Linked DNA regions of Mus musculus: region 1 is linked to region 2. A link is a loop called in an ENCODE intact Hi-C map of the cell type or tissue named here. Cell type or tissue: gastrocnemius. All regions are shown on one strand. Links, peaks and the distances in the headings refer to the core of each region. The heading gives the core; the rest is flanking DNA. Region 1 has its middle 40 kb from the start of Serp2. Region 2 holds the start of Gm36845 (a long non-coding RNA gene).

Region 1 (15,770 bases), core at 3,190-11,189, 63 kb after region 2:
GATTCATTATTATTGTTATTATTATTATTATTATTATTATTATTATTATTATGTGCCTGCTCTAGTGCTGACTATGTATTTACTATTTACAGTGTGCTTGTATGGTTTGTAGACCACCTCCAGGAGCATCACCTGGGACTTACCCACTGTAGCAGGTAGAGTACCCTACACTGTAGTATACACTGTATACACTGTATACACTGTATACTTTGTATCCCAAGTGAGATGAGGAACACGTGTTAGTCACAGTTAACCAGTGAAACTGAGCTAACAGGATGGATGGATGGATGATGGACAGATGATACTATGGGGAGTGGAGGAAGCCCCCGGGGGAGGAAATCCTGATTGAATATGTGCTGTTGACTCGGGCACAGCCATGTCAAGGACTCCATAGCCTCAGGATCAGAGGGATGCTAAGGCCTTCTTTGGGGGGTCCAAGTGTGAATGTTAATAGTATGTGCAGAAAGTGTCTGTTATTGCTCCCTCCCTCTGCCCACCCCCATAACCTCCAGATGTTTCCATCCTGAAAACTAATTCTCTTACAGAGCCTGCTCCTAGTGAGACTAGCTAAACCCGTTCTCTTGATCTAGCTGTACACCTTAACCCTGCCTCCCTGCTCAGCTGTATACCATAAACCCCGCTTCATCCTTTGGCTGTGTGCAACAAACAGCCTCTCTGTTCAACCCTATAGAATAAACACGCTGTGCTTCCAGGGTGCTGAGGTGCCTCCATTGGAGAGCCCAGAACACCTGCTCTCAGCTTTCCTGTGAGTCTGTGTTTCTGTCTAAGTTTGTCTTTCCTCTATTCCTTCTCCACACCAGTCAGGTCCAGTACTAGAGTTGTGCTGGATGAGGCACGGTACATGGGAAGACAAGGGATACATTTATTGTAGAAATTGGCTTTTATAGTTATGGAAGCCAAGAAGTCCCATGGTCTGTCTGCCAAGGGGAGAATGAGGTAAGCCAAGGGCATACATCAGCCTGAGCCAGGAGGTCTGTGAACCAGCAGAGCAGACAGTAAACCTTAGGGTAGGCGAAAGCCTTGAGAACCAGACTATGGAAAGGCTGCTAGTGCAAGCTCTGGCAGCTAAAGACACAAGGGCCAGCACTGCCATTTTTCAAGCACAGGAGAACAAACAGAATAACAATGGATTAATATACACCATACGTCTCTGTCCATCTCCCCCCCACCCCACCCCCACTATAACAAAACACCCAGACTGGATAAATTGTAAACAGTAGAGGTTTAGTTGGCTTGTGGTTCTGTAGGCTGGGGACTCCAAGAGCAACTGTCTGGTGAGGAGGACCTTCCTGCTGAGTTATAGCAGGGCAGCAAGTCATGGCAATGTGTGTGAGACCCAGAGGGTTTGGCTGAACTCTTTCCCTTTGTAAATAATGTATTTCTGTGATGATAGCCTTCATCTATCATAAGGGTGTTGTCTTCATGATCTAATCATTACTTGGCTTTTTTTATTTCTGCAATGCTGGAAATTGAATCCTGGACCTCATGCGGACTAGGTTAGCACTCCACCACTGAGCTAACTAACCCTAACCCTCTAAGGACCGCTTAAAGACTCACAACTCCTAATGCTGCTCCAAGGACAGTGCTTTCTAACTAAACCCGAGTTTTAGAGTGGACATCCAAACCATAGCCCCGCAGACAGCACAGAGCGCTCAGGACAGTAGTGCAGTGTGTGCCTCTATTGTGACTTTTAAACCCTCTTTCTTCTGAAAAGCAGCCAAAATACTGAAGTTTCTACTTGTGTGAAGATGGCCAGCTGTGTCTCTCGCAGCTTGGCTGAGTGAAATCACTAGGGGTGTTTCTCTGACACGGCTGGGTCAAATCACGTGGTTTATGATTAATCCATACACCACATATATGTGTATATGAGAATGTGTGTGTGTGTGTGTGTGTGTGTGTGTGTGTATGTGTGTGTATGTGGGAATCATACAGAAGACCACTGGACCCTGAGTGCCTTAAGGCATCCTTCCAACAGGGTAAGTTTTGGTCAGACCCACTTTATAGGCATTACCTGGTGCAGTTTGGGCTAGGAGGAGAGATGGGAGGTACAATATCATTCATTGCATAGGATGAAAACCAAGACTGGATCAGAGGTTTGCACAAGCACACCTAGGGCAGAATCAGCCTTAATTCCTGGCCCTTGATTCACTCTTCTCTTTTCCTCTCCCTCTCCCTCTCCCTCTCCCCCTCTCTCCCTCCTCTGCCCCCTCTGTTTTTATCCAGTGTTTCAAACAAACACAATTATGACAGCGAACATCTTATTTGGTTTCTTCTAAGGTGAGTACTCTATTTTCCAACACCCCTTTAATATTTTCAAGAGTTTGGGATCAGCTGAATTATTACAGTGGTAAATTTACTAACACAAGAGAACAATTCTGTTTAGGAACCAAAGTTTGTCCTGGGGTTGGATATGGAAGCTCAGAGAAGGAAATCACATGACCCCAGGGCCCTATCCTAGTCTAAAATTTCACCATTGAGGATCTGAGAAATTGCTAAAGGACTAACTACCCACCCTAGCAGTGATCTCACAATGTTTCCCAAGTGCACTAAAAGCCTTGGCAAGCTGACTAATTTTCTCTTCCTTGGGTGGGTGGGGTCCAGAGGAAAAGAAAATGAAACACCACATAACGTTGCATGTTGCTGGTTTCCCAGATGCCTTTTCCCTTTAAACTACTCTCTGGTACATGCATACATTCCTTGCTTCATCCATTCTTCAATCACTATTGAATAAGATAGGTAGGGAAGCCCTGTGGTCACTACCCTCCTGAGATCTTACCATTCTATGGGTCTGGAAACAAATACAAATTTGAAGGAAAGATGTACACAGAGTATTTACGAGCCCTGAAGAAGGTACCATACACAGCCTTGGAGTGGTCAGGGTGGAGGTCAAGGACGGCTTCCTGTAGGCAGTGTTATCTTACTTAGTTCAGAGGTTCAGAGCTCAGGTGTAATGTTTATCAAGGAGAAGAGAAAAGGGAAGAGGGAGGAAAGAGATGGGATCCTGGAAGCACTCAGGATGCTCTTGGACTACTCCTTATTTTAAGCGGAGCCAGATGAGTCTGACAGAGAAATGTCCTCGTGAGAATGGGAGGGCTGAATTTTCCCAGGGTTTGGTTTTCTTCTCCATGTGAGTATTAGGTAAAGAAAGGAGGAAAAAGCTGGGTGAGGTACAGGATATGTGGAGATGATTACACAGGAAGGTCTGGACTGATGGTGGGGAACCTGGCCGGCCTAGTGAGTGACTAGGGTCGTGTGTACAAAGGGGCACTGCTTAAGAAGTGTGCAGGAGAATCGTGCCCCTTAGGAGGTAGCAAAGCAGAGTTAGAGCAAGAACCCAACAAGCTTTGAAGAGGCAGGGTTTAGGTGGTTTCAGTGTTAGATCATGAGAGCAGGGAGGTTTGATATACGGGAAAGATATAAAGAAAGATATAACGGCAGGGGAGTAAAGACATCAACGGGGCTACGAATGTGTTATCATTGCTCAAGGCCTCCTTTGACTCCACCACCATCAGAGTTTACACCAGGCTTTCACCAATGTCATTCCTCTCATGCTATCTTCACCAGAGATATTATTTAGGGTTTCCTTGTATAAACATCTAGTTAGAAACTGTGTGGTTTGTTCATGCAGCTGGGTTGTCTATTCGAGGGCAGGGGCCATACTGATAAGACATTAGTGCCAAGGACAGTCTGGGAACACGCAGTGCTGGTTCAACAAATTGGATCGGCTCCCTGGGCACTTGTTTTTGAGGAGAAACTGTGTAGGAAATAGCCCCAGCCTCTACGCCTCCATTTTTTTTTCTCGTAATTACCAACTTGAGAGTTTTGTCTAAATTGTAGAGTGGCCTTTCTGCTTACAGACTCCAGGGGCGGTGAACCTTCGAGAGCGCTTTCTCTGGGCTGCTCTGGGTGCTTTAGCTTGTGGGACTTAATCTCCTAGAGATCTGAGGAAAGCGATACCAAGCCACCCTCATCAAGCTCATTTTACAGATGAGGAGGCAGAAGGGTTGCCCAGAGAAAAGGGTTATCCCAGCCACCACAAGGCTGGAAGACAGCGGGATCAGGTCTGAAGCCAGAGTTCCTTTCTCCCATAGCTGAAGTGGCCTCCCATTGGCTGGCCTTCCTTTCTCTTCTAGCGTGAAAGAGCAAATAGCACTCGGATAGGATGAGAGCCTTGCTAGTGTGGGATGATCACTTGAAGACCTGGCGGTGAAGGTCTACTCCTGTGTAAAATTAAGAAGCTTCATCATCCAGGGTTTTGCTACTTCTTCAGTATGGGCTACTGGCCAAGGCACCGCTGAGCTTGTGCCACGAAGGCTGCCGCAGTGTTTTCTAGACAGACTCGCAAGGAACTCCAGCGCATTTTCCTCATCGACCGTGAAGAACCTGTGACTTTGGAGGTGTCGCTGGGACTGAGAGATGCTTCTGCCCCAGAGGGCAGGGTTCAGGGATGTTCCCAAAGGAAGGAAGAACACGTTTGACCAAGTGCTTTATTTAAAACCACGCTTTAGTATTCACGTTCTTTGGGAAGCAAAACCAAAATAGTTGTTTTGTGCGCACGCACGCGTGCATACGTGTGCGTGTGTACATGAATGAGTGCTGTGCCTGTAGGTGAGGAGGTTTGTAGAGGGCAGGGATCAACTGCAGCATTGTTCTTCAGTAGCTGCCTAACCTTGTTTTTTTGAGGCAGAGACTCCCTGGAATCCCAGGATTGCATATTAAGGTAGGGTGTCTACCACTGAGCCCCACAAATCTCCCCCCCCCCCAGTACTAGGGGTTAAATGTGCATGCCAGCATACCCAGCTGCTCACATGGGTATGGGTTATTGGACTCAGGTGTTCATGCTTGCAAGGAAAGCGCTTTCTGCCTAAGCCACCTCTCCAGCCCCATTAGCATGTTTGTTGTTGTTGTTGTTTTGTTTTTATGCTAGAGGTCAGGGAGGTTAATTTAGGCACAGAAATCCCACCAAGAGTCCTGTTGTCTTTCTACACATTTTAATTTTAATCCATGCCTAGAGAGGTTGCATTTTGACTAAGTCAGTCCTATCTGACCTGGAGTTTTGGAACCGGGTAGTGTTCTGAACAACTCCCAAGAAAACGTCTAGTTTACTTCGATGGTCATACAACTTCAAGCTGCATGTATTTAGCCAGAGCTGCTCTTTACTTCAGAGACAGGATTCCAAACTTTCCAGAAAAGGAAATGTCGCAATAGCTTTTTAAAAACAATCAGTTTCGGTATCTCATGGCCACACAGTTGGCATGCTAGTTTTGTTGAGGATCTGAAGTTGCCAACCTCAGAGAAGTGGGACTTAGAGCCTGCCCTTTCTTTTGCATGGCTTGCGTTACTCTTCACCTTCATCTACACGTGGAATCTGTTTCCTGGGAGCAACAGCCCAAAGTCCATCTTCGTGTTTAGCACCCAGGTGAATGCGCTAACGGAGGCCGTCCAGGAGCTTGTTTGACACCGGGTACATGGTTGTGATTGAACATTAAGAAAACCTTGTGGCTGGGCGGTGGTGGCGCACGCCTTTAATCCTAGCACTTGAGAGGCACAGGCAGGCAGATTTCTGAGTTCGAGGCCAGCCTGGTCTACAGAGTGAGTTCCAGGACACTCTCGAACAAACAAACAAACAACAACAACAACAACAAAAACCCAAAAAAACCCAACAAACAAACAAACAAACCCAAACAACAACAACAACAACAACAACAACAAACCTTGTAAGAGGTCAGGCATCAATAGGGTTTTGGTGGACCCAGAAGGGCTCTGTTTCTCCCTTAGCATGTGGTTACAGGGCTAACATGGATGTGTTGTTAGGAGAGATACAGCCCTCCCAGCTGCTTAAATGGGAGAGGTTCTGATGCACAGCAAGGTTTCTCCCAATTCTAAGGCAAATTATCCTTTTTTTTTCTTAGCGTAGTTGGCTTCTTACCAGCTGTTGCGCTTGCAGATGAAGGCCTATTTATCCTGGATGACCTTTTATAAAATGATTTCTTAGAGCATTGGACAGGAAGAGATAGCAGGTGCTCAGAGTCCTATTTTCTTGCAAGGCAATCATATGATGACTCAGGTCGCTGATAAGGAGGTTAGCTAGCAAAGTCGAGGTGTCAAGGATAATATCAAACAAAGAATGTGGACAGCCGCTTACAGAAGAGCTGTTAGTCACTCTGGCCTTCTCTTGTTACTTCTCCAGGCCAACAAGCCCTAAGACAGCGCCTTAAATGGGTACAACTCTAAACTGTACTTCAAATGAAAGTTAAACCGATTATTATGAAGTTGAAAACAGGAAGAGGGAGGGTCAAAATTCTCTAGTGGGCAATGGAGTGAACAAATTTCACCTGTGTGTGCACTTTTACTATAAACCAACTCAGCTCCCAAAGACAGGGGTGTATCTCTCATTAAAGTGTCACTGACTCCTGAACAGCACAGAGGGCCATCTTTAGGTAGACACCGGCAAATCTCTCCAGTTCCCTCCCAACTGTGGGAGCCAAAGTGTCTGTCCATCCTGCTGGGATTTGAACCTCTGAACCTTGGTTTTACAGAGCCAGGAATAGTTTGCACGCTGTTACTTGGCTCATAGCCACTCTTACTCCCTTTCTTATTCCCTTGCCAGGACACAGCAGGCTACTTGTGGGAATTAAAAAAAAAATTAAAGCCAAGTGGAAAAGCAACACTAAACGCTCCAAGATCTTTCCAGAGACCCAAGTAACTACTGGCATTCTCATAAATGGACTATGTTTTTAAGGAAGTCATGGGCTTGGAGCTTTGAAAAGAAAGCAGCGTCCTCACAGTTAAGTGGGTAATGCCTACCCCGGAGCCTCCCAAAGGGCGCTCTGTGAGTCCATACAAGGCTCCTTTACAAGGCCACTGACTAAAACTGGGACTGTTTTCCAAACACAGCTGGCATATTGTAAATGCAAAGCTATAACCAGGGCAAATATTTGCTCGAGGGGCAACTCTGCACAGTATTTGAAGCCAAGGTTGTTGTCAGGAGCTGCACAGGTCTAAATGCTTTGCCAGCTTAGGAGTTGCGGTTCAACCGCCACATTTTCAGCTGTGTGGCAAATAATGGGGGCAACCCTTCACAGCTTGATCTGCAAACATGCTCTACCTGGGTGAGCATGGATTTGAGGTGGTGGTGGGTGGGGCTGTGTTTAGACTTGAATTCAGTGAGTGTTCCTGGGACCCCACCTTCCTCTAAACACTTCCAATTTTTTTCTTTAGGGAAATGACCATTCTCTCTCTCTCTCTCTCTCTCTCTCTCTCTCTCTCTCTCTCTCCTCTCCTCCCCCTTTTTTCCTCCTTCCCCACTCCCATTAGAAAATCTGTAACTGTGTGTTTGATCTAAATAGCTATGAACATTAGCTGAGAAACTTGCTTGCCCTTCTTCTCTGTTTTTGTCTTCTCAAGCTCAGATTCCAGTATAGGAAGCAGAGGAGGTGGATAAAACACAGCTCTACCCAGTGAGGGCACAACCCAAACCTTGCTATAGAGCAGATACAACTGTTTCTTGTGTGCCACCATGGGAGCATTTTTGTTTTCCGAGACAGGGTTTCTCTGTGTAGCCCTGGCTGTCCTGGAACTCACTCACTCACTCTGTAGATCAGGCTGGCCTCGAACTCAGGAATCCACCTGCCTCTGCCTCCCAAGTGCTGGGTTTAAAGGCGTGTGTCACCACACCCGGCCAATGGTAGCATTTTTGAGTTCTGGATTTTAGAAGATGACATCCTGGTGAGAAGAAAGGACTCGGAGGTCTCTCCAGTTGGGATGCCCCACTCGTACCTGACAGTCTCCACACATCTCAAAGAGCCTGCCATTCTTCCTTCCTCATGTCCTTTACTTTGAATGGCAGGTGTTTGTTTCTCCCTTGCTTGAAATTACTCTGCTCAAGCTGCATGTGTTCTTCCAATTTTCCTACTGCTGGGGACAGCAGTTCCAATAAATGCCCTCCACGACTCCCTGCTTAGCAACAGGATCAAGTCACCTCAAACCTTCCAGGATATCCCCTTCCTAGACCCAGCTGTCTTCTAAAAAAATAAAAATAAATCCCCACTTCTCACACCCTGGGGCGTTGCAGAGAAGCCAGGGTCATGAACTGCTCTTGAATGTTTGCTGTGCCTTCTTCTCTATTAGAGATGGTCCCTCAACTTCCGTCTGAGGGTTGAGCACCTCGCCCCTGTTTCAGTGCCTGCTTCACCATCACCATCACCAGAAGGTGTGTCTTGCCACCCTAGCTCACAGTACCCCCTGCCCCCACCTCTGCTTAGTCTCTAGCTCAATTTACAGAGGATTAATATTCAGAATATACAAAGAACTTAAAAAAGGAAACAAATGACTCAAGCAAAAATATAATAAGGAACTAAAAAGAGAATATTCAAAAGAAGAAAGACAAATGACCAATTGTATATTGAAAAAGCATTCAACATCCTTAGCCATAAGGGAAATGAAAATCAAACCTGCTTCTCATCCTAATTAGAATGGCTGTCATCAAGAAAACAAATGACAAACAATGGAGGCAAGGATATGGAGAAAGGAGCCCTTACTGCTGTTGGCAGGAGTGTAACTGGTGCAGCCACAATGACCATCAATGTGGAGGTGTGTAAGAAACTGAGTATAGAACTGTCATATGGTCCAGCTATACCACTCCTGAGTGAATCCCAAACAGCTCACATCCTACCTCAGAAATACTTTGAAATTGATGTTTATTCATCAATGATGTTATGCTTTGTTCATAACATCAAGGAAACAGACTTGGTTGGGATGCCCATCAACATGAACAAGGGTCTGAGGGACATAGGTAGGTTAGGAGACTGAAAGTAGGCTCTCTGATAAGGCAGCTGCTTGGTTTTGGAAGATATTACAAAGAAACCATTACTAGAAAGGTGGGGGTGGGGCTTAAGTATACACACACACACACACACACACACACACATAGTGTGTTGTGATCATAAAAAGAGAAAGAGCTATAAAGTTCTGGCGGGGTGTGGGGGTGCTCCGGCGGGCCCATGCTAAGGCATCCTGTTCCCCTGAGGGACCAGACACACATCGGTATAGAATAGAATAGATTTTATTTAGGGCATGGGGAGGGGAGTTAAGAGAGTAGTAGAGGCAGAGAAAGGCAGAGAGGAGGAGAGAGTAGAGAAGCAGGCCATGGCCACCTGGAGAGAGGGGAAGGGAATGTGGAGCAAGGGTGCAAGAGAGAGGCAGGAGCTAAAGTGGGTAAGAGGAGGGGCCAAGCAGCCCCTTTTATACTGGGTCAAGCCTACCTGGCTCTTGCCAGGTAATTGTAGGGAAGAGCATACCTGGCTGCTGCCATGAACTGTGGGGGTGGAGTTTATACAGAATACCAACACTGTGTGCATGGCAGGGTGGGGCTGGGGAGGAGTCCTATTCAGCTTCTATTTCCACTGGGAATAAAGAGGGTGGTGGATCCTTTTCCTTTTGGGTTAGGGGGTGGATGCCTTCATCTCAGAAGGCTGGACAGAGGTTTCTCCTTGGGGAACCAGGGCAGAGGCTTAAGCCACCTCTCTAAGCCAAGACCCCTTGGAACCACTTAACTTCCCAGGAAGGAAAGGGGAGGGGGCAATTCCCTAGTCTGTAGACCTGGGAAAGGTCCATATGGAAGCTCACTCCTTTGCTCTTGGCCACTTGAGCTGTGAGTAACTAAAGTGTAGGCACCTGGCAGTGGTTGTCTGGGGGAAGGGAAATCTTGCTCTTTTTGTTTTATTATTATTATTATTACTATTATTACTATTATTTTTAATTTACATTTCAAATTCTATTCTCTTTCCTCATTTCCCCTCTGAAACCCTCCCCCACCCCATCCCCCTGCTCAATAACCCACCCACTCCCACTACTTTTTGTTTCTTAATCTATTCTAGCACCGAGGCAAACATCAGGAGTTTTGACGTTTTCCAGAGCAGAGAAAAGAAACTGATACTCAGCCTTTCCTAGGGTTCAAGGTGGGGAGGGGAGGGCCTAAGATGCAAATGAGGGAGGCTGGGATTGAGCTGGGAGCGCATGTTCTTTCTGTCTCTGAAGCTGGGCATCCTCAGAGGTTTTGGCTGTTTGTCCTGAATCCACATGGCTTCTGTGGTGGCAGCGCAGTGCTCCCGCCACCTATCCAGCTCCTCCCCTATGTTCACGTTGTACGTGCAAAGCTTTCTGCTGGTCTTGCAAAAGTCACCGGACTCTGAAGGTCCCCAAACTGATAGAGTGGGGGAAGAAACTGGCTGTGAGGCTCAGCAGCAGGAAACACGCTTTAAACACAAGGCCCTGGGTTCCACCCCCACCCCCTGCCCTCCAGCACTACAATAGCCAAATCGTAGAGAAAATGGAGCAGACCTTCAGCCACCCTATCATAGAGTCATCTATTTGCTGATTTCTGAATGAGACTTAAGAGTTTTCCCACCAGATCTGGGACGCTCGGGGCAGTTTGCAGAGGCCCAAAGCCAGGTGCTGTAGAAGCTGTTGCCAGTAACAGCTAGAGGCAAAGGAGGGGTCAGTTTGCTCTGGGTTGGAGACTGGAGATGAGGGCTCTGCTGGGTCTTAGTGCCTGCTCGTTCTGCATCTCTAAGTTGGCTTTTTCCTGTTCTCTCCTCCTCACTGTATTTGAGTGGGGCACAAGAAAGGAACTGGATGGCATGACCTCTCCATGACATGGTTAAGACTTTTATTGTAGATTTCAGAGAACAGCCAGAGGCATCCGGAAGAGGCCAAAGCAGAGAGAGAGAGAGAGAGAGAGAGAGAGAGGTAGACCAGGGCTAGGGAAGTTGGAGAGAGCGAGGGAGAGAAGAGTGGAGATAGCAAGATAACAAGAGATAGAGAACAGAGCAGAGAGGGAAGGGAGAGAGCGAGAGAGAGAGAGAGAGAGAGAGAGAGAGAGAGAGAGGTAGACCAGGGCTAGGGAAGTTGGAGAGCGAGGGAGAGAAGAGTGGAGATAGCAAGATAACAAGAGATAGAGAACATAGCAGAGAGGGAAAGGTGGAGGGGGATGGGGGGGAGGGGAAGCGAGAGAGAACGGGAGAGAGCGAGGGAGAGAGCGAGAGAACACAGAATAACAAGAACAGAGGTAAAGAGAAGGATGAGTAAGAGAGGGACGCTGGGGGAGTTTAGGCATGAGGAGGAGGTGAGGAGATTCTGGGTGGAAACTTTGAAATGTATAACAGGTACTTTATACTGATGCGGAGGCAGCCTGGGGACCAGCATGGGCTTTGATAGGCTGACAGGTGCCAAGTGTAGCCTTCTGTGCCCAGAGGTAAGGGAAAGGGTTCCCAATTCACAGATCCTGAGCAGTGCTGGCTCTGATCCAACCACCAGAAACCCTACAACCCAGCTTCGGCTCATTTCTGGATATGTGGGCTGCCTTTTAGCGTTTGGGGAATCAGAGTCTCTTTTGGATCTGACATTCACTGTTGGCTTTTGTTTCTGTCCCATCATGCCTGGGACCCTATTTTTGTTTCCTTTCTCCTTGGCACTGTTTCCTCTAGTTGAGGGGAAAAAAGTGTTCTATATTCTCTAGATCACCGAGATCATTTATATTCTCATCACAGTTGCTCACAAGTTGTAAAACTGAGGGAAAAGGGAGTGGGTACTACAGAAGTTCTTTGAATGGTGGATACGGGCAAGATAATATTAGGAATTTATTAAGTATCTTATTGGTCAAAGAAAACACCACGAACAGGCATCCCTTCCCACTGGTCAATTAGGAAGGAGAGGATACAGGCATCTACTCCCATGTCTGTAAAAATATCCAGAGGACTCTGACAGAGGTGGAGGTGGGAAGGATCTGGAAGGTTCCGAGGTAACGTTTGTCTCTCTGAGTGGTCATCAACAAAGGTTGTCTGCACAGGTGCAGGGCCTAAACATAAACTGGAGGATAAAAAGAAGCCTGCAGTGGGGATAGCAATAAGAAAATTTACTAAGTCAACAGGGGAGAAAGTCTCCACAGCTGTGAGCAGATCCTGGCTGAGGGTGGAGAACTCTGGAATTTCCTGCTGGGCGAAGCAAAAGGGAGAGGCTGTTGTGGGCCCCTGTGTTTCTAAGCAGTTCACTGTAGGCATAATGTTATTGAGCATTGTGTAAATATTATCCTTGTATCACTCAAATGCTGATTTCTATGCCCCTATATCTAGTTGCAGTCCTTTTTCTAAGAAACTCCTGTCTCAATGTTGTGCGATGCTCCCTGAGTGGTTGACAAAGCTAGCTGATCAGCCAATGACTGATCAGGGAAGAGAACAGGGCCAAAAAGTGAGGAAGTGGGGCTTCAGCCACAGAAGAGAGTCCAGGAGAGACCCTGAAACAACAGCTCGAGCAGAAAAAACTATAAAATCCAAGTCTCTTGGGGATTTGGGCTGGGAGGTAGCCAGGTTAGCATAGAGGACTGAAATAGTGATACTGCTCAGTTGTTGTGCCCTTAAAGCTTGATAAATGAATATAGCCCCTTCTCAGTTATTTGGGAGCTAGCTGCGTTAAGAGGAAAACACAAACACTTATTAAAAATCCATTAACACTTCACAATTTCTTCTAAATGTTGTCAGTAAAGAAAGCACTTTCAGAGTAGCCCCTTGTAGCAATGGGTGAATTAAGTGTAACAGAAACCACTCACTCCTTCAAGGATAGGAGGACAAGAAAGGGTTAAGTGCTGGGGCTCTGAAGTCAGAATGCAATGTTCTAAGCAATGTTCTAAGCGCCCATGGTGACTCTCCTTCTAAGTTCTCATTTCCCATGGTTAAGAGCGACAGGGGCTTCTAGTTTCATTGCTGTCCTGTTCCTGATGCCTTCCCACCTCCAATGTCACCCCTTGGTCTGACCCTGGCTTGGTCCCCTGTGACCAGGGCATCTCTGAGGGTAGAGCGTGTTGTTATGCTAGCAGCCAAGAGCATCCCTAAGGATTTCCTCTGTGTGTGTTGCATTGTGGACTCTACTATTCCGATGTTCCTTGAGACTACGGCCACTTTTCCTCCTAATTGGGTACCCCCTGCCCCACTGGGATGGTTTCAGACATCTCCCTGTTGAGGAGCCACCATCTTTGTGATTAAAACTCTGGCCTCTTGGCTGTATAGTGAGGTACACTAGGACTAGGGGAGGTCGAGAGGAAGATCCAGTTTCTGTTGAAACATGGGCAGAGTTGTGGGCAAATAGCAGTGGCCTATGTGCAGGTGCAGACAGGTCTGAAACTTTGCTGGGCCGAGTCTGAAAGGATTGGTGAGCTGCATGTAACCTGTTCCAACTGGGCGACACTAGACTGGATGCCAAGTCACAGGAGTGAGGCTTACATAACCAGGCACTGTCTCCTCGAAAGGAGTGATGGGCACTAGAGGAAAAGCTGAGAGAGCCAATACTGCTGGTCAGCTGTGGCTGATTGTGGACCAATAATTCTAATCATTTCTCTGGGAGTTCTGCCAATGACAGGTCAAGAATTTCTGGATTAGTAGGCATATGGGGCCCCTAATGAGACAAGCTGAATTCTAGACTTCTTAGAAGCTACTTAGGATGCTTCTTACTCATAATATTCCTTAGCTCTCCCTGGCAGGCCCTTGACCATTTGTACAACGGGCTAATGGGCTAAAGCCTTCTTACCTCTTGCTTCTGGCTCCAGCTCTATAAACAAGACTGAGTTACAGAGCCCTGGAAATGCCTTAACCTTGGAGTTAACCTTGGGGCTTCTGGAGCCTCTCAGCGTTCCTGTAGTTTAAACATCACACGGAGACATAGAAAGTGGTTCTGCATTCCCAGGAGAGGTAGCATTGAATGTCCTGGATACAAATACAGCTATATGTGACCTGAGCTCCAGTCCCTGTGGAGAAGGACAAGATAGCCCTAAGGAAGACTAAGGAACAAACTACGAGATGGCAGATGTGGTTGTGGGAAGTTCACTCCTTAGTCTAGCCTCTCCCTGGGACAGACTAGACAGCACTTGCTGGTTCCTGTTGTGAAGCCAGAGAAGGCCTGGCGGGTTAGAGTCTGTGGCTAAAAAAACAAGCGACCCCAGCTCAACGTTTCTGATTTCAAGAATCCTCCAAAATTATCATCCAGCTGCTCCTTAAAGCATATTCAGTTTTTTAGGTTGTCAAGTGCGTGCGCACATACACACACAGAGAGAGAGAGAGAGAGAGAGATAGATAGATAGAGAGAGAGAGAGAGAGGCTGACTGCAGATACAGGCTGTCAAGAAACTGGTCACTACAAGTCTAGCCTAGAGTCTTAGGTTAGATGTTGGTAGATAGGTAACTTCTTTTGGCTTTATGCTGCTTGATCGTGGGGTTCACTCACCTGTGTACCTCATAAAGCTTTAAGCATCTAAAAGGAAACAATATTTTGTGTTTCTTGTCAATCACTGTTCCCAATGTACAACCCAATTGATGATGAAACTCTTCTGGGCAAATCTATACTGATTATAAGAAGGGCAGCTGCTTCAGGTCCAGCCAGTTGTCACTGGATCCAACAGCAAGGCTCCCAACTCATGTCAGCCACTAGGCTCAGTTTTATAGACGAACAAATGCCTGTGTGTAAATAAATATTCATGTGCTGTTGAGCTCATTTGGGAAGCGGACTCTGGAGATCACATTTGGCCCAAACTTTAGACCCAAACATGTTTGTCTCAATGTCTCCCAAAGGGCCCCTTTTCTGAGTCAGGCTGGCCCCTGACTCTGTGACAATGAGAGAGAACAATAAAACAGCCAAAGAGTGAAGTCATGGTGACTCATTTCTCATGATATAAAACTTCACGACTTATATTCGTTCAAAACCAAAGCACAAATATGGCAGATCATTCTCTATACCCTATAAAGAACATCTTGCGCTGTCTTAAGGTTTACTTGGAAAATTGCCAAGTCTTGTAGTTTGACAGTATGTACAAAGGTCCTATTATGCATGTGTAGTTCTCCAGGAGAGGGGCTGCAGATACAGACTGAAGGAGAGGTAGAGGGACGTAGGAGACAAGGAAAGCAAGACGAGGCTCTCTGAGGTGGTAGCTTCTGGTTCCCAGAAGACATTATGAGAAGACATGGCCTGAAAGCATGGGGTGGGTGTCTAGACAGGACTAAGAGGAGGAGGTGGAGGACCCAGCAGCCTTATAAAATACCCAAGCCACAGTCCATTCCAACCTTATGGTGCCTCCCATCCTGGGGGTACGTTGCATGGTCTTCTGTCTTTATGTTCAATATGTTGTCCCATCCAGCAAACAAACTAGGTGATACCCCAGATGACCACCATCAGCACCCCAATTGCAAACTGACAAATAGGTAAAACAGGGTAGATACAAAGACACAATGGAATTTCATGCATCTCTAAGGGAAAATGAGGTGTCAAATTTTGCAGAAAAATGATGAAACTGGAAAATATTGCAATAGCTCATTTAGGAAATCACATATAGATGGTAGCCTCTTTTATATACATACACAGTGTGTGCAGTACACAGTGTGTACAGAGCCCAGGAAAGTAGAAAGGGGCCCATAGGATGGAGGAAGGAGGGTTCTTTAAGGTGTGTGTATGAATATATGAGTATGTGCACACAGTGCACGTGTGTATGTGTGTGTGTGTGTGTGTACTCCCACACTCGCTCTGTGTGTGCATGTATGTACTAAAGTGTGTGAGATACAAAAGAGGAAGTGGAAACATTCAAGTAGGGCTGGGGTCAGGGAACCGAGGGAGAGGAAAATGAACTAAAAAGATATGCATGGAAAAGCCACGGGAAATCGGATACTTGATAATCTAGTTAAAAAATAATTTACAAGCGTGTAAAGGGAGGCA
Region 2 (15,770 bases), core at 2,825-10,824:
TCCAGTCCCTAGAATCACCCTCTAAATTATTATCATCATTTGTCAGAGATGAGGATTGACGGAAGACCTTGTATCGTTATCACCGAATTATAGCCCAGCCTTTAAAATTATTGTGTTTAACTGTGGTCAAAATCTGCATGGCCAAGTTTGTCATCTGAACCGCGCTGAGGTGGATAGATCTGCGGCAGTGTCTTCACCAGAGCCACGAAACTGTCATCACAATCCATTTCCTGAATGTTTTCCCCATCCCCGGCTGAAACTTGCAGCCTCTCCCTTTAGCCGATCGCCACCCCTTTCCTTTCTGTCTCTATGAGTCAGAGGAGTTAAAGTAGCCCTACGTCACCTGGTACCATGCCTTCCAGGTTCATCTATGAAGCAGCTGGCTCCAGAACCTTCTGCCTGCCTAAGGCCGAATAATGCTCTGCTTCTGAGTATGCTGACTTGGGTTGTCTGTTTACCTCACTGCTGGCTGCTGGCTGCTGTCCCCCTGGGAGCTCCCTGCTTGGCTGCTGTGGCTAATGCTGCCAGGAGGTCAGTTGTCCAAGAATCTCTCTCTTCAGGCCCTTCTTCCAGTTCCTCAGGCGCCACATCCAGAAGCAGGAGAAGAACCTTAGGAGCAGTGTCCACTCTGCTCACAGACCCTGTTCATCATGGCTCCAATGACTCTCGATTTCCATCTCTGCTGTGTTTCTTAGCCAGCACGGGGCCTGCAACTACATCTCCTATCTGGATGCTGTGTAAGGTGCAAGTGGGGTCCATACTAGGCTCCTTGGATAGGCAAACCCGGGCAGGGCTGGTGCAGATGGGGGTGGTGAGGAGTGTGCAGGGAAGTGTGTGTCCCTCCCCTCCTGTTGTCACACATTTCTACACAGTGTGTGCCTCTGATTTTGTTGAAAAGGACAATTCTGCTCCTGAAATAAAAATAGATCTAATCTATTCCCCCATGGGAAAAACAGAAACCCACAGAGTAAACGGCCTGCCAGACATCCTGGGGTCAGAAGTGGTTCGGCCAGGACAGAATCCAGGCTCCCTGTCTCAAGTGAGCACTGCTGTCACCAAGCCAGGTGTCAGAGATGACAGAAGCATCTTCCTCTGTTTCTCAGCTCCCCCTTCTTCTTGTCTCCCTCCTTCTTAGAGCAGGAGGAAGAATGGACCCTTGCAAGGACACAGCTACCGCCCAGGGGTGCCTGGCGAGACAGATTCTGCAAATGTTTGTCAGCTCAGAGCCAGGTCTAGAATGTGGCCTCTCTGGAGCTCGCTTGTTGGCTCCCCCAGATGCATCATGGAAGGAGTTCCGCATGCTCTGAGACAGTTTCTTCCCAGGAGGGGATCAGCTTACTGGTGTGGACAAGATCATGTGTGTGTTTGTGCGCGCGCGCGCGCGTGTGCGCGTGTGCGCGTGCGCGTGCAGAGACCAAGGCAGTAAGAGACCCAACTAAGACTACCCACAGATTTCTAGGCTAAGCAATCTGATGCGCTGGTAACAGTATCTGGCACACAGGAGTAGTTATGGCAGTGGGTTTTATTACTGAGGCAAAGACACGGGGGGGGGGGGGGCGAAGAAGAGGGGCAGCAAGAGGTAGAGAATAATTTTGGTTTTGAAGCCTCCTCAATTTGACAAAAGGCTGAGCTTAGAGAATGTGCCTGGCAGCAGGCACAGGGAGGGCACTGAGACATCACGCTGAAGGAGCTGCAGTGTGGCTCAGCCCGCCAACCAGGTCCCCCAGCTCAGCTCCTTGCTGTCCCCATACGTCATCTGGGCCTCATCCTCGTTTGGGGGTGGGGTGGAGGGGGAAGAGAGGTTTCTTTGCAGATATGTATGATTAAGTAACAGAGAAAGGCCCTTGACCCTCCAAGGCCTGCAATGATACCACACTCTGTCTCCTTCTGAACACACCTGACCTTGAAGTCACCCCAGCTGGGCTGATTTACGACATGTTAATGTGACTGTTTCAAACTCCATTTTTCTGTCTGCTTTCTGGATGGAGATGGACAAGAGCGAGGTCGGGGAGGAAGGGCCTTATTCCTGACAAGGCTGGCTGCTGTGGTGGCAGGTCCCAGCACCCTGCTCCCCTCTGCACTGTCTCTGTCCTTTGGGTGCAAGGGAGCGATAGTGAGGGTACTCCTCCCACACCTTTGTGTTAACAGCGTAAATAACCACGCCAGGTAACTGTCTGTGTTTGCCCCAGCCCCTCCCTGCTGTGTTCTGTTTCAATAGCAGAAACTAAAGGAAACCAGGCTTCTGTGACCACTGAGTGCTGCCAATTGGCCTTTGGGAAGGCAGCTCTAGTCATTTTGGGGTGTGTATGTGAGTGTGTCCTGGGCCAAGACTAGCGAAGCCTGAGAAGATACTCGTGTTAAAGGCCACAAGCTTAGGCAAAGCTTGCAACTGAAAGGCAAAAATAAGTAGCCCTGTAAGAGACAAAGTAGCAGTGAACATGGGGCAGTGGTGTGGAGGCAGGCATTAAGAGGCCCTAGGGACATGCTGCCCAGGGTGGCGGCCTTGCTGTGGAGATAGGCTGACTGTTTTCAGCTGGTTGGTTCTCAGATGCCTAGCTGCCATGGGAAGGCTGTGTACTGGCTTCCTCCTGAGCCCTTGTGCCGAAACTGGCAGGGAAATTCAAGCTGGCTTATTACCTCATCGACTTTCCCCTCTCTGCCCCCGGGGAGAGTCTAGTGTGGAAAGCAGCAGGACCTTTTCCAACACAAATAAACCATCATCTCGGGAGTGACCATGATGCTAGAGATGGGGATAGGGTTTCACTGAGAATGCAGGACTTCCCCAGGGTCACCCCCCTCCCCCATCAAGGATGCAGGCCAATCTGAGGCCTGAAAGATGGAGACGTCCTCTGAAAATCAGGTTTGGTGACTCTGTCCACATAATGGCTCTGATTCACAGGAGCAGCGCTGTTTTCTGTGGACCCTTGTCTAGTTGTGGCGGTTGCTGGGAAAGATGAAGTCCCCAGACTGGAGCTCAGGCTGCAAAGAGGCTGGCATGGTAGGTAATCTCCTAGATGCCTTGGTATTCTTGAGCCTAGATTTATTTTTGAGACTTACCTAAAGCCCACATTCATATATTACTACAAAGAACAATGGTACATGGAAACATGGGACTGACTGCAGCGTGTGCGTAAGAACACTTTGTCATTAGTGGGGCCAGCGAGTCAAACCATCCATCCCTCCATCCTGGGCACTCATGCTGCTCTGAGCATGTCCTAAGATTGGGCAAGATGTTGAGTGCGAAGCAAAATGTTCCCTGTGCAGGGCCCCCTGAGACTATCTTGACTAGCAATTATTATAAGATGATTATAAGATCATCAGCTGATTATACATGCAATTATAGGTAGATAACTATGGATATAATTCATGTAGTGTTTACACTTTTTAAAAAGCAGCGTAACTCACATTGTACCATTTGCTTTCCACAACAGCCCTGGCAGTGTCAAGGCATCTTTAAACACACTCGTGAGCACACTGAGGTCCAGAAAACAAAGCCATGGGCCGAAACCCAGGACCAAAATTCCAATCCTGGCCTGGTTCTATGATTCTATTCTGTCTTCTATGGCTTGAGCCCTGCCAAAATCATGTACTCACCAAAGGGATATTCATTTGTTTCTTTGTGTGGTTCATGGATAGTTCCTGAACTTTGGGCACCATCTCTTTCTTGGGTGGAGTAGAGAGAAACATAAAAGAATCTCACTCTTCTGTCTCTGGATGGGGAAGCCTGGCAGTTTGGGTTTGATAACTTGCTTACTTATTTCTGCCTTGGCCATGCTTCCCAAACCTGTTTGAACCCAATGTTCTGAGATGACAATTTTCACTCTTGCTGTACCTGGAACAGCCCCAAAAGCTCATTTTGGTGTCTTATTAGAATGATTAATAATACTCATTTTTGTGTGTGCTTGCATGCTTAAAAAGTATCCTGGCTTGGGTGATAGACCACATGATCACCTTCCAGGGACACCCAGCACAAGGCTGCAATTCCCAACTGAGAGCTGTGCACAAGAGAGCAACTCCAGAAGCCAAGGGTGCACAGTGAGATTAAGTACCTAAGACAAGGTGCATCTAGAAAGCAGACCTCAATTTTAAAAGCCCTGTAATTACACAGTATGCAGAAAGCGCCACGAGTGAAGCTTTCCAGAAGCAGAGCTCACCAAATAACCATCTGTGCTTTAGTGTCGCCAGACTTCCTTTCAGAACAGATCAGGTCATGTGACTAGTTGGGTCCTTGTAATGGCAGAAGCGAGATGCCCCTTCTAGGCCAAGGCAAGATCTGCTGCCCTCTGACTTCTACCTGTTGCTGAGATGACTTCTGTCGCCAAGGCACCTGGATACCGAGCCACTCCTTGACAAAAGCCCTCTCCAGCCTGCGTGGACCTCGCGTGAGAGAAGTCTAGGTGGCTGTGGGCAGCCCACAGGCTTCCGTTGCCGCTGCGTTACAGCTTGTCGTCTTAATCTTGAAATGAGACCTGGTTCACTTGATCTCATTAATAAAAGGTCTGTGCTCCCCCTAGTCATAAAAACACGCCACCCTCCTGTTCACTGTCCTCTGAAGGAGCTGTTTTATTTCAGTGTTTTTAAGGTGGTACTGGATCCATAGGCTCACACGGCCCCTACTTTCTTGGTGCTATCTGATGATGTACCTTAAGCCCCCAGAGAAGTCGCTAGGTACCAGCATTATGGACTTTGATGGAGACGTCACCTTAGATGCTTATCAGCCTGTAAAGTAAAATTCCAATTTTCCTACCCATGGAGTTCAGTTTACCTGTGTCCCATCCAGGGTTTCAATTTCCCATGGAGTTCGAAGTTTCTAAGGATGTGGGTTAAGCCCATTTATGACCTATAAAATCAGTTGTAAAAGATGCAACTGGCATTTAAAAAGTTAAGTAGTGTAGAAGGAAACCAGTGTCTGTGAGGCAAGAGCGTGCACCATTCACAAAACGTGTTATGTGGGGATGCTGCCATTGGGTAGCTGATTAGGTCTTACTAGGTGTCACGTGACCACATCTCCTGCTGTACAGAGTGGGTCAGCAGGGATCCTCAGGTGCCGGTGGCAGGTCTTGTCTCTGCAGAGGACTGATGGAACCAGGCACACATGTACATTGTATGTACAGTGGTACATACAAGCACTTCCAGGAGGCAACCTGGGAACTAATGGAAAACCAACTGGTGGGTGAATTGCATGGGAAGAAATCAGCCAGGTAGCTGATCGGCCCACTGTCTATCTCTGTCACCCAGAGTTGGGCTGGGTTCCCCTGGGGCTGACTTTTGCAGAAGTTACAGTTTGCCATTGAAATGAGGATAACCAGTCCCCTTTGCCTGGTAGGTACCCTTATAGTAAAGTCTACATTAAAGAGAGGGGACTTGAGTTCCTTCAAGACGGAGCCACAGTGCCCTGGCCTAGGAACAGACTTTGGTGGTGTGTAGCACGTGTACTTTTAACCAAGGCAATGGAGAGAAAGACAAAAACACATCATGGGAGTCAAAGGAGGTGATGGGGCAAAGCAGCCTGGGATGTGAAGCTGCTTCTACCTCTTGGTAGGCAGCTGGGCTGCTGACCCTAGCATAAGGTGTCGCTTTCTGTATGGGGATGCTGATATGGGACTGTCCTGTTGCCTTTTTGGTGGGTAGGAAAGAGGATGGAGAGGAGAGGGGTCTGATGAGAAGCTCAGAAGGTGAGAGAATGGACAGCGTTCAAGAGCATCACCAAAGATGCAGGTAAAACTCAAGAGCTAAACGCCCTGATCAGAAACATGCCACTTAATGAAGTCTTACTAACCACTCCCAATACTTCCATCCTTAACGTTCTTGTAATGTTAGAAAAAATGAAAAAATAGGACAGCAATACAAGTGGTGCACGCCTTTAATCCCAACACTGGGGAGGCAGAGGCAGGCGGATTTCTGAGTTCGAGGCCAGCCTGGTCTACAAAGTGAGTTCCATGACAGCCAGGGCTATAAAGAGAAACCCTGTCTCAGGAAAAAAAAAAAAAAAAAAAAAAAAAAGATGGAATTAAATAACTACCAAGTGCTTAAAGTTGCATGTAGCTGTTCTTAATCCTGCTGAGATCTTGGGGCCAGTTGCTATAACTTCTTTCTGTAACACTGAGCTTTATGGGGCTCTGAGGGAGAGATAGGGCCTGCTGCCCACCCAGAGTGCTAAAGAGACGTCAGCCGCTGGGCCCTGGGGTAGGGTGGTTTTCACCAAGAGGCGGGAGACATCTGGGTCTGGGCTGCTTTCAGGCAGACTACAGGGAGATAACAGCTAATCAGACTGTAGCACACATTATAGACGCCTTTTTTTGGACTGAAGAAAGAAAGGAACAACAAAACCCAAAGAAGAGATAAATGCATATCCAAATTCACACATACACAAGTATATATGAACACACGTATTAAAAACAAGTGTGTAACAAAAGCAAGACCATCAGAGCTGCCTATAACTGCATTCAAACAATGATGTGGAGTCAGGGTGGGGACCGGGTAAACCCAGCTCTGGTTCCCCATTGCCTAGCCCAGTCCTCACCTGTCCCTCTTGGGCCCCCTTTGCTGTTTGTGTTTCGCTCGGTAACTCGCACATGGTATTAAGGTTGAATGAAGACATTTATTTGTAAAACCAATTCCTGACACAGAAGAGATTGATTGGCAGGATGTAAAGGGGTGGTCGCTCAGAGGGCCACATGCACACCACAGTGAAACCCGGGGAACCAGCCAGCCAGCCAGCGCCGCCGCCCGGCCCCCCACGTGACTTCCAATCAGCCAACAGAAGAGCAGAGTCCTTTCCGCTGGAGGACACAGATGCACGGAGATGTCTTGTGAGAAGGCAATTTGGTCTGACCTCCACCATGGCGTGGGAGGAAACAGGGGGCCTCCTTTCTATCACCCATGGCTTGTTTGCTTCCTATAAGACCCGCTGAAGGCCTCAGTGGTCCTTCACCTGCCAGCAGGAGGGCATCCGCATACAACTTCCTGGCCCTCTCACATGCCCATCCTTATGCTCTGTATGATCTGGAAGATAGCTGGAAGAGGAAAGAAAACAGACAGCTCAGAAACCAGACAGCTAACGCTGGAAACCCAATCCTCCCAGCAGCCTTGCTTCTGCTGCCCCTGCCCCTCGCTGGCTGGCTCAGAGCTGATTAGATGCTTCCTAGATCCGTTAACAAGGGGTGTGTGTGTGTGTGTGTGGGGGGGGGGGGGTCAGTGACTTTCGTTCAAAGAGACAGCCTGGCTCTGGCTGTTGATGGATGCCTCTGGGATTAATAGATAACTTTTGCTAATTCTACCAGGAGCTGCAGCCAAAAATCCCTGAGGCATGGAAGATTCTCTTGGCCTCCTTCCTCATCTACCTTCAGGGGCTACTGGGAAGAGAGATGTGGGCCTTCGTGCAGAAACTCTTGCATTAAGCAGTTCAGTGAGTCTGTCTTTTTAAAACGGCCATGACCTGTAAAACAGCCAGTTCTGCGGGGGAGGGCAGGCCAGGTGTTCGGAGCACACACACAAGGCTGGTCTCTGCTGCCCATGACCCCCGGGGCACATCTGACTTCCAGCTTCCTTGTGACTCTGAAGCCCATTGTTTCTCAGTGTGGGCAAAACTGACGAATATAGGTTTCCCCCTTTAACTAGCTGAGCTGTTGGTACGGGGAACAGAGTGGGAGCCTGAAGCTCACAGAGAACTTTCTGGGGGCCTGGCGTATTTGGGGGAAAATAGTTAAGGAACACCTAACCTGGTTTTAGTTAGTGGCCTTCAGGAAAAGAAGGTGTGTGTGTGTGTGTGTGTGTGTGTGTGTGTGTGTGTTGGGAGGAAAGTTCTGTTCTGCTCTTTTTGTTTTTTACAAACACCTTCCCCAGTGATTGGTGGCTCTTAATGCTAATGAGGATGATAAACCGGAAGAGAAACTGCAGGTACTTGAATATGATTAATTTCTATTTTTTAGAGGGAGGCTGGGTAGAATCTCATTTAATCACTGTATAAAACAAGAATAAACATGGAACTGTCATGACTCTCGTTCACTCTTGGCACAAAGTCACCCTAGGAAATACCCAGGAAACTCTGGTTCCTAAGGGACCACCGGCAAGCGGGGCTCTCAGGAACCCCTAGAAAAGGAGTCATCTGGGGGTGCTATCACGTCCGGGGACTAGGCACCTGGAAAGCTCTTACCCCAATGCTTGAGACCGGAGTGGTGAAGATTTCAGATTCTTTTTTTTTAAAAATATTTTGGAAAATTTGCATATGCAGTGAGGTTTCTTAGGGATGATGGGCCCCAAGCCTCAACGTGGAACTCAAGTATGTCTCATATACACCTTGGAGTCTGAAGGTGACGCTATGCAACAGAACTGTGTGCCTGAAGCAAAGCTCTGCCTTGACTTTTCCACCTTTGTCATCATCACATCTTCATCAAGAAGCTGAGACTCCGGAGACTTCCAGTCTCAGGACTTTGCAGAGGGGATGTTCGATGTCCTAATGGGTACACAAACTGTGCTTGGAGACAAGAAGAAATGCCAAAGGGGGCCCTGGGAAATCTCCCTTGGGTGGTCGGATTTTAAGGTAAACAAAGTGTTGGTGATTTTTTAAAAATTTAATTTAATTTTAATTGCGCTGAGGGAAAGTTTTTCTTCTAGAAACACCATATACGTCATCATCTTCCTGAACTGGAAAAGCTAATCATGACATGAACAGTCTCTCTTCATGAGCATACATACATATCACCATGAGAAACAACAGGTAACAATCCTTTGCTGTGGTATCCTTAGGAGAATACAATGTTTGACCACCAGCATGGTTCCTTCCAGTCTCTTATTATTGTGTCTCCTGATTGCTACCTCTGGTCACATCCCTGACACTAGTGCCTCACAAGCAGTAACTTTGCCACTGTGGACTAAGCTTAAATGGATTTAGGATTGTATAGACAGAAACTTACACTATTTAATTCTGGCTCTGCTCACAGGTTTTCCTGGCTAATTTTGGGAACTTGGCTGGCTCTGGGTGGGAAAGTTTCTCACCAGAACTTAAACACTTGAAAAACCTGATGTTTCTGTCCTCCCCAGCAAGCCTGACAAAGAAGTGGAGATGAAGCAGGCAGAGGTCTGACTCAGTAGGAATGGCATTAGGGAGCTAGATACTCAGTCACACTAGGAAGAAAACCACACACATGTCATGTTCTGGGATGAGAGTCATGCAAATCTTGTCAAGCAAGGTGATTTTACAAAGACCAGAAGGTTACGTTACAATGGAACTGGGTTCAACCCCAGTCTCTGTGAGTGGACAAATAAACTAGGTTATTCCTTCTCCCCAGAAGTAAGTACCACACTATCAAGAGATTAAGCAATATAACATTTGAAGGAGCCTCACACACCGAAAATACAATGTATGTCGTCATACCTGCTGCTTACTGGAACAGTCTGGGACCAGATATGTTGCAGACTTTTTTTTCTTTTTTAATTTTAGATTTGAGGTTCACGCATACACAATGAGATGCTACAGGATGAGACACAAGTCTAAACATGAGATTTATGTATATTTCATTTATACCTAGCATATATTTATGACGATTTCTTTAAAAGAAAACTCTGTGTGTGTGTATGTGTGTGTGTGGTGTATGTATGTGTGTGTATGTGTGGTGTGTGTGTATGCGTGTGTGTATGTGTGTGCGTGGTGTGTGTGTATGTGTGTGTGTGGTGTGTGTATGTGTGTGTGTGTATGTGTATGCATGTGTGTGTGTGTGTACTTGCTCATCAGTGTGCACACCATGTCTGTGCTGGTTCCCTTGGAGGCTGGACGAGGCCATCAGAACCTTGGAGCTGGAATTACAGGTGTCTGTCCCTGATGTGGGTACTTCCAAGTAAGTTAAGGGGTCTTAAGCACTGAGCCATCTCTTCATCCCCTAAAGATCATTTTATACAATATTTTGACTGCACCTGAATTTTGTCTATGGCCTGCTCATTACATGAGGTCAAATGTAGAATTTCCCACTTATGGGGTCATGTTAGGCCTCAGAAGTTTTTAGATCTGGGGAGATTCTGGGTTTCGACGATTCAGATTAGACCCTGAACCTGTATTCCGATTACAGTACTGACCCCCATTCTTTGCCAGCCATATCTGATCCTAACTGAAGCCTGAGTGACTACTGACCCTTGCATACCCATGAAACTAGGACTAACCTGCTCTCTGCATCCCGGAAAGGCAGAAACTCTGAGGATTTACAGTTCTAAGTTCTACTCTCTCTGTTGGAAAACCGTAGATTCCCAGGAATAAATAGCGTCATCTATGGGAAAGTCTACCTGCCCACAGCTAAGGCTAAAAATGTTACCTTTTCCTAAATTTCATCTGAGGACCCGTGGGCCATAGGTCACGGGATAGGAAATGGGCTATGTCTTTAGTAGCTCAAACTTCATATTAAGTTAAGCCGTGACTTCACAAGTTCTAGGTCAGGATCAGTCTGTTCAATTCTTTTTGTCAGAACTATTGGTCTAAGGAATCTTAGACAGAGTTGGTAAGGCTTGGAGGGGCCAAGACATATATTAAAACAATCCACCTATTTGAATATTCTTTGATAGTCATATCTGATCCTAACTGAAGCCTTGAGTTAGCACGCCAATTATTTGTAACTTTTAATCTGTCTACAGAACAACTCCCTCTTGGAGAAATGACTGAAGTCTATTTTAAGTTCACATCTGAGATGGTGGCGAGATGTGGGTGTTTATTATTCTTATTCCAATTGTACTGATGGCTTCAAGGAGTTTTCTCCATTTTATACCAATTATTTTGCTTGAAATTCCGTGTGCCTGCCAACCCGGCCCTGCCGAGTGACCCTTGCTCTGAAGGCTGACTTCCCATGCTGCAAACAGGAAGGGAGCCAGCAGTGAGATCAAAGAGGAGGGGAACTGGGGAGTCTAGACCCTGACAAGTTAATAACTTAACAGAGGGCGAGCAAAGCTGAGAAAACAGCCTAACGAATGGGCTGCAGGAGTGGGGCGGAGGGCAGGCTAGACAGGAGGGAAGAGACATGCCAAGAAAGGGCAGTGAGGCAGGAATTCCAGGACAGCCATCAGGCCCTGGGCAGGATACAAACAGACTCAGGAAAGTCTCTGCAGGAGCAGGGACTTCCAGAGTGAATAGACCCCACATCTCCCTATCTGTGTTTGGGATCCAGACCTTCAGAGATCTGAGATCAGTGATCCCCACCCTCCCTAATGCTGCAGCCCTTTAATACAGTTCCGCATGTTGTGGTGACCCCCAACCATAAAAATATTTTTGTTGCTACTTCGTAACTGTAAGTTTGCTACTGTTATGAATTGTAATGCAAACATGTTTTCTGATGGTCTTAGGTAAGTTCTGTGAAAGCCACTGAACTCCCAAAGGGGTCAGGAGCCACAGGCTGAGAACCATCACCTTAGACGCTCACGGCTCAAAGTTCTTCACCTCCCCTCTTTCAACCAATTCAAGCTTCAATGTACCAGATGTTCTGTCTCGCTGCAGCTGCTCCACACGTCTAAGGAGCTTCTGAAAGCCATCTTCTTCAAGCCCTTACCTTTGATTCCCACCTCGCCCCTCATCTGCCTTCTGCTCTCTCCTATCACTTAGTGTGAAGATGGTCCTCCACCTTCTCGTCTCACTCCCCTCCTCCCTACACTGGGTGCTCCCTCCTGAAGTGCTCCTCTTTTGTCCTTTGGAAGGTCTTAGCCTCTTAGACCGCTTAGAAGGTCTTTCTTCTTTTTGCCTCTTTCTTCTCCGAGAGATTTACGGGGTTATCTTCCTCCACCACACACAGAGCTTGCGCACTGGAATTCCTCCACAACCTTTGTGATCTGTCTCTCCTTGTCATATTCCTTCTCCTGAGGTCACCTGTCCTGGACGATCAGCCGGTGATCACTCACAATGTCCCTGAGCAGCGGATCTCCACTGTCTAGTATCTAGCTACTGATGGGCTTTCTCATTTTGTCTTCACACTGATAAATTAGTGACATCATCTTACACCTTGTATGTAAATCCCGAGCTCCAGTGTCATCTAGGACCTTCTGACTGACGATGACCTATGGATTCTACGTGAGGATCTTGGGATAAATATTCTTCTCTCCATCACCCCAGAGACCCTCCTAGTTCTGGTCCCCCACCCCCGACCTTTCCTGAACTCTACAATGACTTCCAATTGCTCTACTCTGGCTCTTCTTCAATCCCTTTTCTGCAAAGTACTTAGATTTAGCCTTTAAATAGAGGCAGATAGTATGGTATTAGTCCCTGTTAGAAAGCAAACCAGAAATGACTTCTTGCTGACTTCTCCACAGGACTTCCATGACCTGCAGACTCTGGCCCCTGCCTGCCTGGGCAGTCTTTCCCTTGTGCAGGGGCTCTCTCGTGATGTCCAAAATTCCCTGGCTCAGACACAGAGCTTGTCCCAGGTTATTCTATCTGATATCTGTGCTTTCTCCTGCCACATGCCTACTTTCTCCATAAACTCAAAAGACATTTCCTCCAGAGAGCATGTCTTTGACACCTTGGAGCAGACAATCTTTTTTTTTTTTTGAGACAGGGTTTCTCTGTATAGCCCTGGCTGTCCTGGAACTCACTTTGTAGAACAGGCTGGCCTCGAACTCAGAAATCTGCCTGCCTCTGCCTCCTGAGTGCTGGGATTAAAGGCATGCACCACCACGCCCAGCTTGGAGCAGACAATCTTAAACACAAGTGTATGGCACACTCTCCTAAGAATGTGTTTCGACATTCTTTCATGGATGCTAGAAAAAATCAAATACCAAAACAAACAATTGACAAACAAAAAACAAACAAACAACAAAAAATCTCCATCCCACCCCATCTATAAATCAGCAGATGAACCGAACAGACAGTTGTTGAGCCTTTCAAAAAGTGATCAACCTTGTTAGCCATAAAGCAATGCAAATCAAAACTGCTTTGAGAGTCTTATCTCTCCAATCAAAATGGCTATCATCAAGGAAAAAACAAAAACAAAAACAAAAGAAAACGCCACTGACATCAAATGCTGCAAATGTTGGTGAGGATGTGGGGAAAGCAAAAACCCTCTATTTAGTGCTGGTGGAAATATAAATTGGTTGTGGGCACATGGACGTCAACACGCCCCAGAGATGCTAGTGTATCCATGTTAGCAGCTTCATTATTCAAGACAGATAAGAAATGGACCCAGCAAGATGTAACTGTAGCCATGAAAATGCATGAACCCCTGGGGTATGTCTCATAGGAAAGAGGCAGAAACTGGGACTCTGCTCTTATAGGAGGTTCAAGGCCACTTTTATTGTAGAGAAATACTTAATGATAAGAGAGATCGAGAGAGTTGCCAAGAAGAGATCAAAGCAGGCCAGTTCAATATCCTTTAGGCAGATAAGAACTATAGAAATCAAACTTTATTTTTTATTAAGAAAAAAGATGAAGAAAAGCTGGTTAAAGAAAAGCATGGGTCCCCTGAAAGACAAACAGAAGTGTCAGGAGTCAAGGCAGAGCAAAGTTGACCCAGTAAGCTCTTAAAGGAGAAACACAAAGGCACATGGCAGGTGCCATTTTCCACAGGCTGTTCCAGAGAAGACTAAAAAGATGCCAGAGATAGGTTAGGGAAGGAAGGTGTCAAAAAGCAAGTGTTATTAACATAGATTGGGATGGCCTCCCGGAAAGAGATCCTACACAGGGGCACATGGGAAGAGTGCCACAGGTCACCTTGCGAGAGTCGATGGCTGCTGAGATGTCTCCTCCAGACCGTCGGTCTTGGTCCTCTGGGGCTGGCCGGTTCTCATGCACCTCATGATGGTCTCTGGGGTGACTTTCTCTGGCTGTCTCCAGGAAAAGCCAGTATTTATGTAGTCAACCTGCAAACATTGGGGATTTAAGTCTATCCTGGAGCAAGTTTCCAGGAAAGGAGGGGAGTGGGAACACTGGTGAACCAATGAAAGAGCAGCCTATGGCTGGGGAATCAATGAAAGGGCAGCATGTGGTTGGGGAACCAATGAAAGAGCAGCCTGTGGCAAGGAACCAATGAAAGAGCAGCCTGTGGTTGGGGAACTATCTTTGCATTTGGAAGCAGATGGTTAGACATCTGGGCTATTTAGAAAACAGTTTCCTGGCAGTAGAATCCTGAAGATGTTATAACTCTATTCAATGTAGTCATATGCAAGGTCTAAAGTTAGCAAACTTTTGCTCCACAGTACTTTTAGGAAAATATGAGAGGGAATGTGGGACTACAGAAAGCAGGGGTTTGAAGTCCCGGAGTCCAGAATGCTAACCTTTAGACCATGGCACCACGTGGGTTTGGAGTCTGGAAGAATTAGGTTTGGGAACTAGCTATCTCAATTTTTAAATTGGAAATTCTGGCTGGTTTTCTCTATGTGTGCTAGTTTTATGGTCTGGGGAAAGGGTGTAGTAGCCTCCTCATTGGGTGCGGTGTTGTTAGGAAAGAAAATACACGGAGCCCGGCATCACAGTGAGTCCTCAGGAAACGGTGAGTGAAATAGTAGGAACAAATCTTGCTCTCGCGCTGCGGCTGGATCAGAACGCGTTCCTTTTAGAAGCAGAGAATAGGTTCCCTCTGTCCCTGTTAGATGCAGCTGGTCAAGATGGGGCAGGTTGTTTGGTAGCTTAGAGCTTCCCTCCCCCACCATGTATGACTGTACCAGAATGAAGCAGGGCTTCTAAATAGGTTTAATTAAGCATTTAAGTCTTGATCAGAACCTAACTGGGGGCGGGGTGAGTGGGAGGGAGGCCGAGTGAAGAAGAGCCAGAGGCATTCATTACATAAAGCCATCACCTGCTGCCCCTGAGCAGTTATATGTTAGGTGTCGACCCTCTCAGAAGGAGCTGTTGGGAGGGCTGTGAGTTCAGAACCACTCCACCCTCTTTAACAATTCCAGGCTTGAAGAGTAGAGTGGGGGTCAGTAACTTGGAAGGCCACACAGCTGGGAAGTACGTGGCTGGACCAGGTTTCAGCAGAGGCTGGGGTTGGTGTTAGAACTCTTAGTAGCTGAGCTAACTCTGTCCACATAGTAGCTTGCAGCTGACACACTCCGGCAGCAGCAGCCACAGCCGCCTTTCACAAAAGAGTTTCTTAGCTGTTGCAAAAGGTCCTATTTTGGTGTCTGAGATTTGGGTTCAAAGACGTGTCACCACAATGCTGGTGATCACATGAGGATTACACAGGGAGTACAGGGCAGAAGACACTAAGGGGAGAAGCTTTTTGCCCTTCCATGTGTTTCTGCCACACTCTTGACTCTGCCTTTTCCCTCCCCCATATCATCCTGAACATAAAAGGCCAGCCTTGAGGAAGGCCAGGGTGCGGCCCTACTGGAAATGGATGTCTACCAGGGCATCCACTCAAGGACAGAGGTGGACTATCTGACACAGGGCCCGGGGAAAGAGTTCAGGCCCTGCCAAGAACATCTCAGAGAATCACTTCACATCAGTTCTTAAACAGGCTGCCCTGAAAAAGGACCTGCCTGTGATATGCTATCTCTGTCCCCACCCCCAACTCCTGCAGGCAGAGTCCCTGGAGAGTCCAGGAGGAAAGTGCAGGTAGTCAAGTGACAAACAAATCACTGTCCCCACCTAGAAGCAGGGGAGCTGGCTGTGCAGCACCAAATAAACAAAGCAGGCTCCACAAAGGCTTTGACTCTGCAGTGAGAAAGCCAGATCCTATTTACTGTTTGGTGAGCAAAGATGGTTGCTGCTATCTACAAATAGGAAAATCAGAATATCTAGCAACACAGGGCAGCAGGCCTACACACACATAAAGATAAATACATAGACATATACAAACACACAC

The links. Hi-C counts contacts between places; a loop is a spot of excess contacts. Peaks named below come from ENCODE experiments on the same cell type or tissue, not always from the same donor. Only the 100,000 strongest peaks of a DNase experiment are listed, where the experiment ranks them.
Region 1: a loop joins it to region 2, with 2.0 times the contacts of the local background. A loop is called at or near these places in 1 of 42 quality-filtered maps.

What each region holds. Positions count from the first base shown.
Region 1 is chr14:76,588,609-76,604,378 of GRCm38, forward strand. No RefSeq gene overlaps it. Among named protein-coding and RNA genes, the nearest start is that of Serp2, 40 kb to the left of the region's middle. In gastrocnemius, for the core only: no CTCF peak of the experiment used is centred there; DNase peaks (open chromatin) are centred at 4,254, 6,579, 10,126 and 10,492; H3K4me3 peaks cover 743 bases; H3K27ac peaks cover 1,707 bases.
Region 2 is chr14:76,526,231-76,542,000 of GRCm38, forward strand. It overlaps Serp2 (stress-associated endoplasmic reticulum protein family member 2), which reads right to left. Exons shown (of 3, transcript NM_001160326.1): 3 at 6,582-7,016. The coding sequence ends at 6,976. It overlaps Gm36845 (a long non-coding RNA gene), which reads left to right and starts at 7,014. Exons shown (of 2, transcript XR_383609.3): 1 at 7,014-7,163; 2 at 7,284-7,976. In gastrocnemius, for the core only: no CTCF peak of the experiment used is centred there; DNase peaks (open chromatin) are centred at 6,752 and 7,349; H3K27ac peaks cover 47 bases.